2 separate regions of the Homo sapiens genome follow, and region 1 is linked to region 2. Evidence: chromatin loops called from intact Hi-C (ENCODE). Cell type or tissue: gastrocnemius medialis. All regions are shown on one strand. Each heading gives the region's core, and the rest is flanking DNA. Links, peaks and the distances in the headings are about the cores only. Region 1 overlaps FTX (FTX transcript, XIST regulator). Region 2 overlaps FTX (FTX transcript, XIST regulator).

Region 1 (5,383 bases), core at 231-5,230, 71 kb before region 2:
ATTCACTAGTAATTGATTATTTATAGTTTGTGATAGTGGCATTGGTAATATTGCCCTTCAGAGATTATTACTCCAGTAGCTATCTAGTTTGCTGTTCTATTAGTAAACCAACATTAATGTAGCTTTCTTGAGGGCATTGTGATTTTTAGCTATTGTGGTAGGTTCTGATATGTAGTTTTGCTTGTATGATTTCCTTGTTTATAGCTCAGTTTTTGTTACATGGTATGTGAAGTAGTAGGCTTGACATTAGCTGTATACAACACATAAACTAGATTTTTCATCCTTGAACCTTGAAACTCCAAGGAGCTGTCCAGATTTGCGTACTCTATTGGAATAAAAAGACTAGAAAGAAGCATTGTTATGGAAACCTTGCAGTACTCAGTTCACCCAAAAGACCTTTTAGAAATGTTAGTTCACCATTCCCATCAGAAATTTGATTATAGGAAGATCATAACAATATAATCTGATCTCCTTACTATAGAGGCAAAAAATATATTCAGTTAAAAGCTGTTTACATATAATGTCATTTTATTTCCACACGAAGGTGACATCTTAAAATCGGTCAGTGTAATTATATTAAAGTGGCTAATTTCCTGTACAGTAATTTCCTCCACCACTTATCTATGGGCGATAGGTTCTAATTCTCCTGGTGGATCCCTTAGACTGGATAGTACCGAACCCTATATGTTTTTATCTACACATACATACTTGTGGCAAAGTTTGAGGTGTGACAGCAAAACTAGCACGAATTTCTTTTTCCTGCACAATTTCTCAAACTCCTGAGTTCAAATGGTCCTCCCACCTTGGCCTCCCAAAGTGCACTTAGAAAATTTGTTACTGCAACCTCAGTATACAATTTTTTTTTCCTTATTCTGTTGAAAATGTTCGCCTTTTTACTAAAGGAAGCATTTTGTGGCTTCTCTTTGGCACGTCTGTATTGATGGCATCACAGCTCTTATATTGGGGTCATTGTTAAGCACTGTGTTACTGCAGCAGTCAATCTGAACTGAGAAGGGTGCTAAGTGACTAATGGATGGTAGCATATAATGTGGGGTATACACTGGAAAAAGGGGTGATTCTTTTTGCTGGACAGTTTGAGATTTCATTACATTACTCTCAACGGCAGACAATTTGGAATTTATGAATTGTTTATTCTTGGAATTTTCCATATAATGTTTTTGAACCACGTTTGACCCCAGGTAATAGAAACTTTGTAAAGGAAAACCATAGATAAGGGGAGAATACTGTAACGTTAGGCTTCTTTCCCCCCATTTCTGTTTTATTTTGTTTCCCTTATTGTCAGAAAGTATGTTCAGTATGGCCTCCTTGTGTACACAAAGTAATTTTTGGTGGAAAAGAAAGTACTACCATTAGTCCACAGCATGTCCTTCTGAAATTATGTTGGATGCTTGTTATCATGGATTTGGTTCTCATAGGGATATTAATACAGTACCCTAGTCAGTGTGTTAGTGAGCCAAAAATATGTTTGAAAATGTTCATGGATGTTTGCGTCTTTTTTTTTTTTTTTTTTGGCTTGTTACAAGTTCTGGTTTATAGGTTTTGACATCCTTTGCATTGTTGGAAGTGTGCCCAGTGTTGCTACCTAATTTGTGGAAATTCTGTAGTACCACCTTAGTCCACAGTGCGTCCTTCTGAATAGTTGCATAGCTTGCATAACTAATTTGGTGTGAAATTCTAGAGTGAAAACTAATATGGTAACCTAATCACTGTGCTATGTTGAGGATTTCCAAGGGTGCATGATGTATTTTACGCATTTTTCTAATTACAATTCCTGGCTTATAGACTGCATAGGTATTTAATATTGTCTAGTAAAGTGTGTTGATGTACAATTTCTTGTTTAATTCAGTACTATTATTAGCTACATGGTTCTGCTTTATCGTTGCCATTAAACTAAATATATACTGATTATTTTCATCAGGCACCAGCGTTAATGTGTTTCTCCTAAGTGAGTTGACCTCATGGGAATTCATCACATCTGTGGACTATATTTTAGTGTTAAAGGCTTAATGTACTACTGTTTCAAAACTTACAAGTATTGGTATTTCACATGCTTTTAAAAGTACTGTTGTACTTTTTTTTTTTTTTTAAGACAAGGTCTCTCTGTCACCCAGACTGGAACATGGTGGAGCAATCATAGCTGATGGCAGCTTTGAACTCCTGGGCTCAAGCCATCCTCCCGCCTCAGCCTCCTGAGTAGCTGGGACTACAGGTGTGCACTACCAGCCCAACTATTTTATTTTATCTTATTATTTTATCTGAGACAGCATCTCGGTATGTGACCCAGGGTGGTATCAAAGTCATGGGCTCAAGTGGTCCTCCCACCTTGGCCTCCCAAAGTGCTGGAATTACCACACCTGGCCTACATGTTGTAGTTTTGTTGCAGTAAGTTCAGTTGACTTTTGTTAAATGTACCCCAGTAAGCACATGCCCTGTGGTAAGTCCTGTTGTGTAATAAAAAACATGGTATGTATCAATGTGCTTTTCCTATAGTTGTCCTCTGTCTTCCCAGGTTTTTTTTTTTTTTTTAAACAGTCATCTAGGGTCCATAAATATGATGCAGTAATGAGTGATGGTTTAGTTTTGCTGGTGTTCTCTAGCAGCCCCTATTATATACTTCACAGTATTTTCATTCTCATCTCACTTCTGGTTTCAAAAATAATTTTTTTTCATGGCAAAATTTGTTTAGGTAGTGTGCTTTAGTGTTGTCACCTGGTGGTTCAGCACGTTATAGTGCTTTACACGTGTAACTTCATTGTTTACCTTTAATTCAACGTTGCTATTTAGAAAGGGTGCATTCCAATAGTATTAACCACTTAACCCATTGCCACTCCAATTGGCTGTCTGGAATTTTTTCTGTTGGTAAAATGTTAGTTATTAAGAGTTGCTAACCATAGGTTGAATGGTTCCTGAGGTACTTTAACTTGCCATATTATGAAAGCACAGCCCATGATTTGTCATACTGCAAAGATTGACTTAACTACTTTAACAAGAAACGTATTCCAGAATTTTATCGTGGTGTGCAGTCATTGCTTCTATCTTGCTGTCCTTTATTAAATAGTATTAATTTACACCATAGTCACCAAGAAGACTATATTTTGGTAGGCTTTGGGGTTTATCTGCCTGCAAGAAAATTTATTTTCCACTGCTTTATACTGGTAATTAGATATTATTGTACTTTCAAATCTTTCACTGAAAAATATCTAGTTAGGTCAGCATGCCCTATGTATTGTAGATGCGGTTCTGCTATGGTTTTTCACCACCGGTGGTTGAATGTAGGGTGGTACCTTTATCTAGTTTTGAGTTTCTTTAGTGACTCATTTTTGCAGTCTTACATCTGCTACTCCTCTATTAGATTATTATTTAGCCCAAAAGTATTATGGGATCATTTGACTTCATGGCGTCACTGGAAAACTTAAATGTTCTGTTGGATGAAAGTGTTTCACTTATAGTACTAATCGCCATGTGGTATTCCTTTACTTTCCCTAACATTTGCTTGTTTGTTTTTATTGTGTATCTACATGTATTGAGTAGTTAGGTGCTTGTACAAATCTTCTACCTTCACTCATGGTCAATCAACTGTAAACCTTACCTGGGGCCAACTTGCCAAAGGTTTTACAGTTAACAAATGGTATTTGAAATTTGTAGTAAGAGTAAATGCTTTGGAGTAGGAATGCCTATCTCAGCAATCCTGCTAAGCACTATACTCTGGATAAGGTAATTACCTTCTTTTGTAGAAAAGAACTCGTGATATAATTCATATAATATAAAGTTCACCATTTTAAAGTTTAGTGACTTTTAGTATATTCATAGAGTTGTGCGACCATTGCCACTATTATAGTTTACAACACTTTCATCACCACCTCATTAGCACTTATTCCCTATTTCCCTTTTGCCAACCCTGACAACTACTAATTTAGCTTTTTGTCCCTATGGATTTGTCTATTCTGGGCAGTCATATAAATCATGCAATTTCTTACCCTTGTTACTGGCTTCTTTTAACTACCATGTTTTTTTGAGATTCATCTAGATTATGGTATATATTACTGTTCTTTATTGATGAATAATATTTCACTGTATGGATATATTTCATTTTGTTTATCCATCATTTGACGGATGTTTGCATTTACAGATGTTGTCTTTTGTCAGTAATGGTGCTAAAAACATTCATGTACAACATTTTATGTGGGCATGTTTTCATTTTTCTTGAGTATACATTAAGGAGTATAATTGCTTTGTCATGGCATGTCTAGGTTTAATGTTGTGGGTAATTAACAAATTTTAATAAGGTGCCTGCACCATTTTACATTTTCATCTGCAATATGAGGAATTACATTTATTCATATTCTCACTTGTTATTTTCTGCCTTTTAAAATTATGGCCACCTAGTGGATATGAAATATCTTATTGTGCTGTTGACTTGTATTTCTGCATTGAGCAACTTTTCATGTGCTTAGTGGTAATTTGTGTATCTTTGGAGAAATGTCTGTTCTAATCCTTTGCTCATTAGAATTGGGTTATATGTGGTTTTGTTGTTATCAGAGTTCTTTATATAATCTGGATAACAGACTCTTATTGGATACATGATTTACAATTATTTTCTTCCATTCTTTGTATTGCCTTTCCACCTTTTTGATGACATTGTTTATAGCACAGAAGTTTTTAATATTGATGAAATCTAATTTATCTATTTTTTTTTGTTAGTTGTGATTTTAGTGTCATAACAAAGAAACCATTACCTGACCTAAGTTGTAGCTCTTACATTTAGGTGTGTGATTCATTTGGAATTTACTTTTGTATATAGTTTAAGGAAGAAGTCCAACTTAGTCCCTTTGCATATGGATATCCAGTTTTCTCAGCACCATTTGTTGAAAAGACTACTTCATCATTGAATTGTCTTGGTACCCTTGTTGAACATCAGTTGATTCTAAATATAAGAGTTTATTTTGGACTCTCAATTTTATTTTATTTATCTCTATATCTATCCTTATGCCTGTACTACACAGTATTGATTATTGTAGCTTTGGAGTAAATTTCAAAATCTGGAAGTATGAGTTCTCCAGCTTTGTTCTTTGCTTTGGCCTTGATTATTCTGAAGGCTTTGAATTTCCATATGAATTTTAGGATCAGCTTGTAAATTTCTAGAAAATGCCAGAATTTTGCTAAGGAAAGCATTTAATCTGTAGATCAATTTGTGGAGTATTGCCATGTTAGAAATATTAATATTCCCAATCCATTAACAATAGATACCTTTCTATTCATTTTATTTTTCATAATATTGAAAATGGAATTATTTTCCTAACTTTAATTTTGGATTGTTCATTGCTAGTGTATTAAAATACAATTAGTTTTCTGTTGATCTTGT
Region 2 (5,383 bases), core at 208-5,207:
AGGAGGCTTGGAGGAATCTTTAAGGTTTTCTAGGTATAGATACATATCATCAGAGAAGAGAGATTATTTGTCTTCATCTCTTCCTATTTGGATGCCTTTTCTTTCTTTCTGCTTCCCTTTCTTCTTGATTTTTCATCAGGGATATTGTTCTATCATTTTCTTTTTGTGTATGTCTTTGTCAGATTTTCGTATCAGAATGATATTGGTTTCACAGAATGAGTTAGGAAGGAATCCCTGCTCAAATTTTTAAAACAGTTTCAGTAGGATTAGTACCAGCTCTTCTTTGTATGTGGTAGAATTCAGCTGTGAAAGCATCTGGTCCAGAGATTTTTTTTTTTTTTTTTTTTGATGGTAGGTTTTTTATTACTGATTCAATTTTGTAAGTAACTGTTAGTCTGTTCAGGAATTCTATTTCTTCCTGCTTCAATCTTGGGAGGTTTTGTCTTTCTAGGAATTTTGGCATTTCCCTTAGATTTTCTAGTTTGCGTGTATAGAAATATTCACAGTAGTCTCTGAGGCTTTTCTGTATTTCTGCAGGATTAGTTGTAATGTCACCTTTGTCATTTCTGATTATACTTACTTGCATCTTTTCTCTTATTTTATTTCACTTTTGAGACGGAGTCTCACTCTGTTGCCCAGCCTGGAGTGCAGTGGCGCGATCTCGGCTCACTGCAACCTCCACCTCCTGGGTTCAAGTGATTCTCCTGCCTCAGCCTCCGGAGTAGCTAGGATTACAGGCCCATGCTACCATGCCCAGCTAATTTTTGTATTTTTAGTAGAGACAGGGTTTTACCATGTTGGCCAGGGTGGTCTCGAACTCCTGACCTCAAGTGATCCGCCAGCCTCGACCTCCCAAAGTGTTGGGATTACAGGCGTGAGCCACCATGCCAGAACTTCTCTCTCTTTTTTGAAAATCTAACTAGGGTGGGCCAGGCACAGTGGCTCACGCCTTAATCCCAGCACTTTGGGAGGCAGAGGCTGGTGGATCACCCGAGGTCAGGAGTTCGAGACCAGCCTGGCCAACATGGCGAAACCCGTCTCTACTAAAAAATACAAAAATTAGCTGGGTGTGGTGGCAGGCGCTTGTAATCCCAGCTACTCGGGAGGCTGAGGCAGGAAGAATTGCTTGAACTCTGTAGGCGGAGGTTGCAGTGAGCCGAGATCGCACCACTGTACTCCAGACTGGGCGACAGTGCGAGACTCTGCACCAAAAACAAACAAACAAAAAACAAAAAACCCCAAAAAACAAAACAACATCAACAACAAAAACTTCTAGCTAGGTCGGAGGTGGCAGGGACCGAGCGGGTGCCTCAGTCTCCTTCCCCTCCCCTCGCCTGGCCTCGTGGTCTTCTCCCAGCAGCCAGACAGGAACTATATAATCCCGGAAGTTCCGGGGCTTTGCTGTGTGGGATAACCAGCAATGGCGAGGCTGCAGCTCCCGGAACAACAGCCACAACATTAGGAGTAGGAGCGGCAGTTGCGGCGGCAGCAGCAGCGGCCTCCCCAAACCTGGTCCCCACAGTCACCACCCCATCCCCTGGGGCAGACGGAGGGGGCGGTGGCAGCGACGGCAGCAGCAGCAGCGACGGCAGTGACGGCTGGGCAGCCACGGCAGTGGCGGCGCAGCTGGACTAAACAGGTCACCTGCAGGTATTTTATGCATGGGGTTTGTAAGGACAGAGGTAACTGTGGATTCTCGCATGACCTCTCTGACAGTCCGTATGGTGTAGTGTGCAAGTATTTTCAGCAAGGGTACTGTGTTTATGGTGACCGCTGCAAATATGAACATAGCAAGCCATTGAACCAGGAAGAAGGAACTGCTGCAGAGCTAACTACAAAGTCATCCATTGCTGCTTCCTCAAGTCTCTCATCGATAGTTGAAATGAATACAAGCGAAGCTGAGTCAAGAAATTCAAACTTTGCAACTGTAGGAGCAGGTTCAGGGGACTGGGTGAATGCTATTGAGTTTGTTCCTGGGCAGCCCTACTGTGGTCCTACGGTACCTTCCTTCACTGAAGCACCCTTGCAGGGCCCAGTGACCAAGGAAGAATCAGAGAAAAAGCAAATTGCCATGGAAACAAAGAAGCAGCTGTGCCCCTTTGCTGCAGTGGGAGAGTGCTGATATGGGGAGAACTGTGTGTATCTCCACGGAGATTCATGTGACATGTATGGGCCACAGGTCCTGCATCCGATGGATACTGCCCAGAGATCACAGCGTATAAAATCGTGCATTGAGTCCCATGAGAAGGACATAGAGCTCTCATTTGCTGTGCAGCGCGGCAAGGACATGGTGTGTGGGATCTGCATGGAGGTGGTCTATGAGAAAGCCAACCCCAGCTAGCGCTGCTTTGTGGTCTTCTTCATCTGCAACCACACCTACTGTCTCAAGTGCATTTGCACGTGGAGGAGGGCTAAGCAATTTGAGAGCAAGATCATAAAGTCCTGCCCAGAATGCCAGATCACATCTAACTTAGTCATTCCAAGTGAGTACTGGGTTGAGGAGAAAGAAGAGAAGCAGAAACTCGTTCAGAAATACAAAGAGACAATGAGCAACAAGGCGTGCACGTATTTTGATGAAGGACATGGGAGCTGCCCATTTGGAGGGAACTGCTTTTACAAGCATGCGTAAAGAGGAGGAGAGAGGAGCCACGGAGACAGAAAGTGGGAACATTAAGCAGATATGGGGCCCAACAAAGGAACCACTTCTGGGAACTAATTGAAGAAAGAGAGAACAGCAACCCCTTTGACAGCAAAGAAGAGGTTGTCATCTTGGAGCTGGGTAAGATGTTGCTTATGCTTTTGGCTTCAGGTGGGGACGGCAAACTGACAGACTGAAGATCAGTGGGAATTGTTTCATGATGAGCTGGAAGATTTTTTATAACTTGGATCTATAGCAACCTTGTGTGGCATGTGATCTGGTCTGCTAACCCCAGACAGCAGCTGTCCCCTGTGGTGGTGTGGCAGTGCCTGTCTTCTCTCTGAGGCAAGCCTGTCAACTGCAGGTGCTGTCGTAAGAATTTCTACCCAGGGCCTGTCTGTCTTCTCAACCCCTCACCTTTCCCCGAGGAGTGTGTTGTTTTCCCTGTTGAAAAAAGTTACAAAAATAATTCTTAGTTTTTTGTAACACAAATTTAGCTGTCAGACAGTGTAGATGTGTTGCATCATATGTTTTCAACCAGATTGTGTTTACGGACTTTTCACACACTCATTTTGAGGACCCCAGGTTCAAAAGTAAAAGCAGTGGCCCTACTTTGGGATCCAAGAATAGGAGGGATGGGTGAAGGGACCTAAGTGGCCAATAGCCTTTTGCTCCAGACATGGGACATAGATCCTTGAGGTTTCTGGTGAAATCTGCACATCTGTGTTTTTGTATCTGTTCCCTACCCTGTAATCCCTACCACATGCACTTGTTCTGTGGTTTTGGTCTCTTGTTTAATTGCACACAAGTAATACTACTGGGTAACCAGAACCAGGTGTGAATGTGTTGAGATTTCTACTGTTTTGCATGATAGGAAAATTGAGAAAGAATACATATATAAGGTATAGAGGCGTAATGTCAATGGAAAGTTGGAAGTTGACTCCCAAGGGCTGACATGGTGTGTGTGAGTGTGGGTGTGTGATAAGCTTCTCATCCCTGCATAGATGCAGTATTCTTAGCCTTAGTAGAAAAACTTGGTTTAGTGGTTTAAGCCTTGTGTGGCAGATAGATCTTAAAGGACAAAGCAGTATATTGGTAGTTGTCAGTATAGCAGTGCTAGCTCTGTCTACATATAGATAAATAGGGTTAGCCATAAAGGTTAAAACTACCTGTTTATCCTATATATTAACAAAAACTGGGTCTTGGATACACAGTTGTATTTAATGTTTTACGATCTAGCCTTTCCAGTACAGGCATTTTCTGAAAAACCTTTGTCCTCATTTGGGGCATTTTGTTGTCGTATTTTTGTGTTTGCTTTTGTGGGTATTTGCCTTATTCCACCCCTGAACTTTCAGGTAGACAGATGTGATTCTAAACTCTGTTCTAAGGTGTTTATTGTAGTGGAGTAATGGGTTTGCAGTAATAAGTCATACTTTTCCATTGAAGGGAATCCGTAAGACCAGCTAAGGTTAAGTTGTTGGAGTAATTCGTTGATTGGAAATTTTACTTCTATGTTTTGTCACTCTGTTTCCTGAAAATGATTCAGGGATGCTCCTGGTTTGTCCATCTACTGCTTTGATTCCTTGGATCCCACCCATTCTTTCACTTTACGAAAAACAAATAATTGTTGCAGAGGTCTCTGTATTTTGGAGCTTCCCTTTTGTAAGAAGTGCTTTTCCCAAATGAAACAATTAAAAAGAAATCTAGCTAGCAGCCTATTAATCTTTTCTATCCTTTCAAAGAACAAAATTTTTATTTTGTTGATTTATTTATTTATTTTGCTATCCATTTTATTTAGTTCTGCTCTGATTTTAGTTATTTCTTTTCTCCTGCTAGCTTTGAGTTTAGTGCTTTTCTGAGTTTCTCGTCCCTTTAGGTGTTACATTAGGTTGTTAATTTGAGATCTTTCTATCTTCTTGATGTAGACAGTAAGCACTATACTTTTGCCACATCCTTGGGGTTTTGGTGTGTTGTGTCTCTATTATCATTTGTTTCAAAGATATTTTTTGATTTCTGCCTTAATTTTGTTATTTATCCTACAGTCATTCAGGAGCAAGTTATTTAGTTTTCATGTATCTGTATGGTTTTGACAGTTCCCGTCAGTATTGATTTATATTTTTATTCCACTGTGATCTGAGAAGATGCTTGCTATGATTTTGATATTTTTAAATTTGCTGAGACTTGCCTTTTGACTGCATATGTGGTCAATCTTAGAGTATGTTACATGTGGAAATGAGAAGAATGTATATTCTCTGGTTGTTGGGTGGAATATTCTGTAAATGTATATTAGGCCCAACTGGTCAAGTGTCAAATTTAAGTCCAGAATTTGTTAGTTTTCTGTCTTGATGATCTCTGTAATGCTTTCAGTGGGGTATGGAAGTCCCCCATAGTTACTGTGTGGCTGTCTAAGTCTTTTCCTAATATTAGTAGTGATTGTTTTATAAATCTGGGTGCTCCAATGTTGGGCGCGTATATATTTAGGATAGTTATGTTGGGAACAGGCCCCCCAAAATCTGGCCATAAACTGGCCCCAAAACTGGCCATAAACAAAATCTCTGCAGCACTGTGACATGTTCATGATGGCCGTGATGCCCACGCTGGAAGGTTGTGGGTTTACCGGAATGAGGGTGAGAAACACCTGGCCCACCCAGGGTGGAAAACCGCTTAAAGGTGTTCTTAAACCACAAACAATAGCATGAGCGATCTGTGCTTTAAGGACATGCTCCTGCTGCAGGTAACTAGCCA

Evidence for each region. Hi-C counts contacts between places; a loop is a spot of excess contacts. Peaks named below come from ENCODE experiments on the same cell type or tissue, not always from the same donor. Only the 100,000 strongest peaks of a DNase experiment are listed, where the experiment ranks them.
Region 1: a loop joins it to region 2, with 2.1 times the contacts of the local background. A loop is called at or near these places in 1 of 110 quality-filtered maps.

Annotation. Positions count from the first base shown.
Region 1 is chrX:74,229,336-74,234,718 of GRCh38, reverse strand. The region is part of intron 5 of FTX (FTX transcript, XIST regulator); the gene reads left to right. Among named protein-coding and RNA genes, the nearest start is that of MIR374B, 13 kb to the right of the region's middle. In gastrocnemius medialis, for the core only: no CTCF peak of the experiment used is centred there; a DNase peak (open chromatin) is centred at 2,252.
Region 2 is chrX:74,158,571-74,163,953 of GRCh38, reverse strand. The region is part of intron 5 of FTX (FTX transcript, XIST regulator); the gene reads left to right. It also overlaps the pseudogene MKRN5P. Among named protein-coding and RNA genes, the nearest start is that of MIR421, 57 kb to the left of the region's middle. In gastrocnemius medialis, for the core only: no CTCF peak of the experiment used is centred there; a DNase peak (open chromatin) is centred at 2,953; H3K27ac peaks cover 1,281 bases.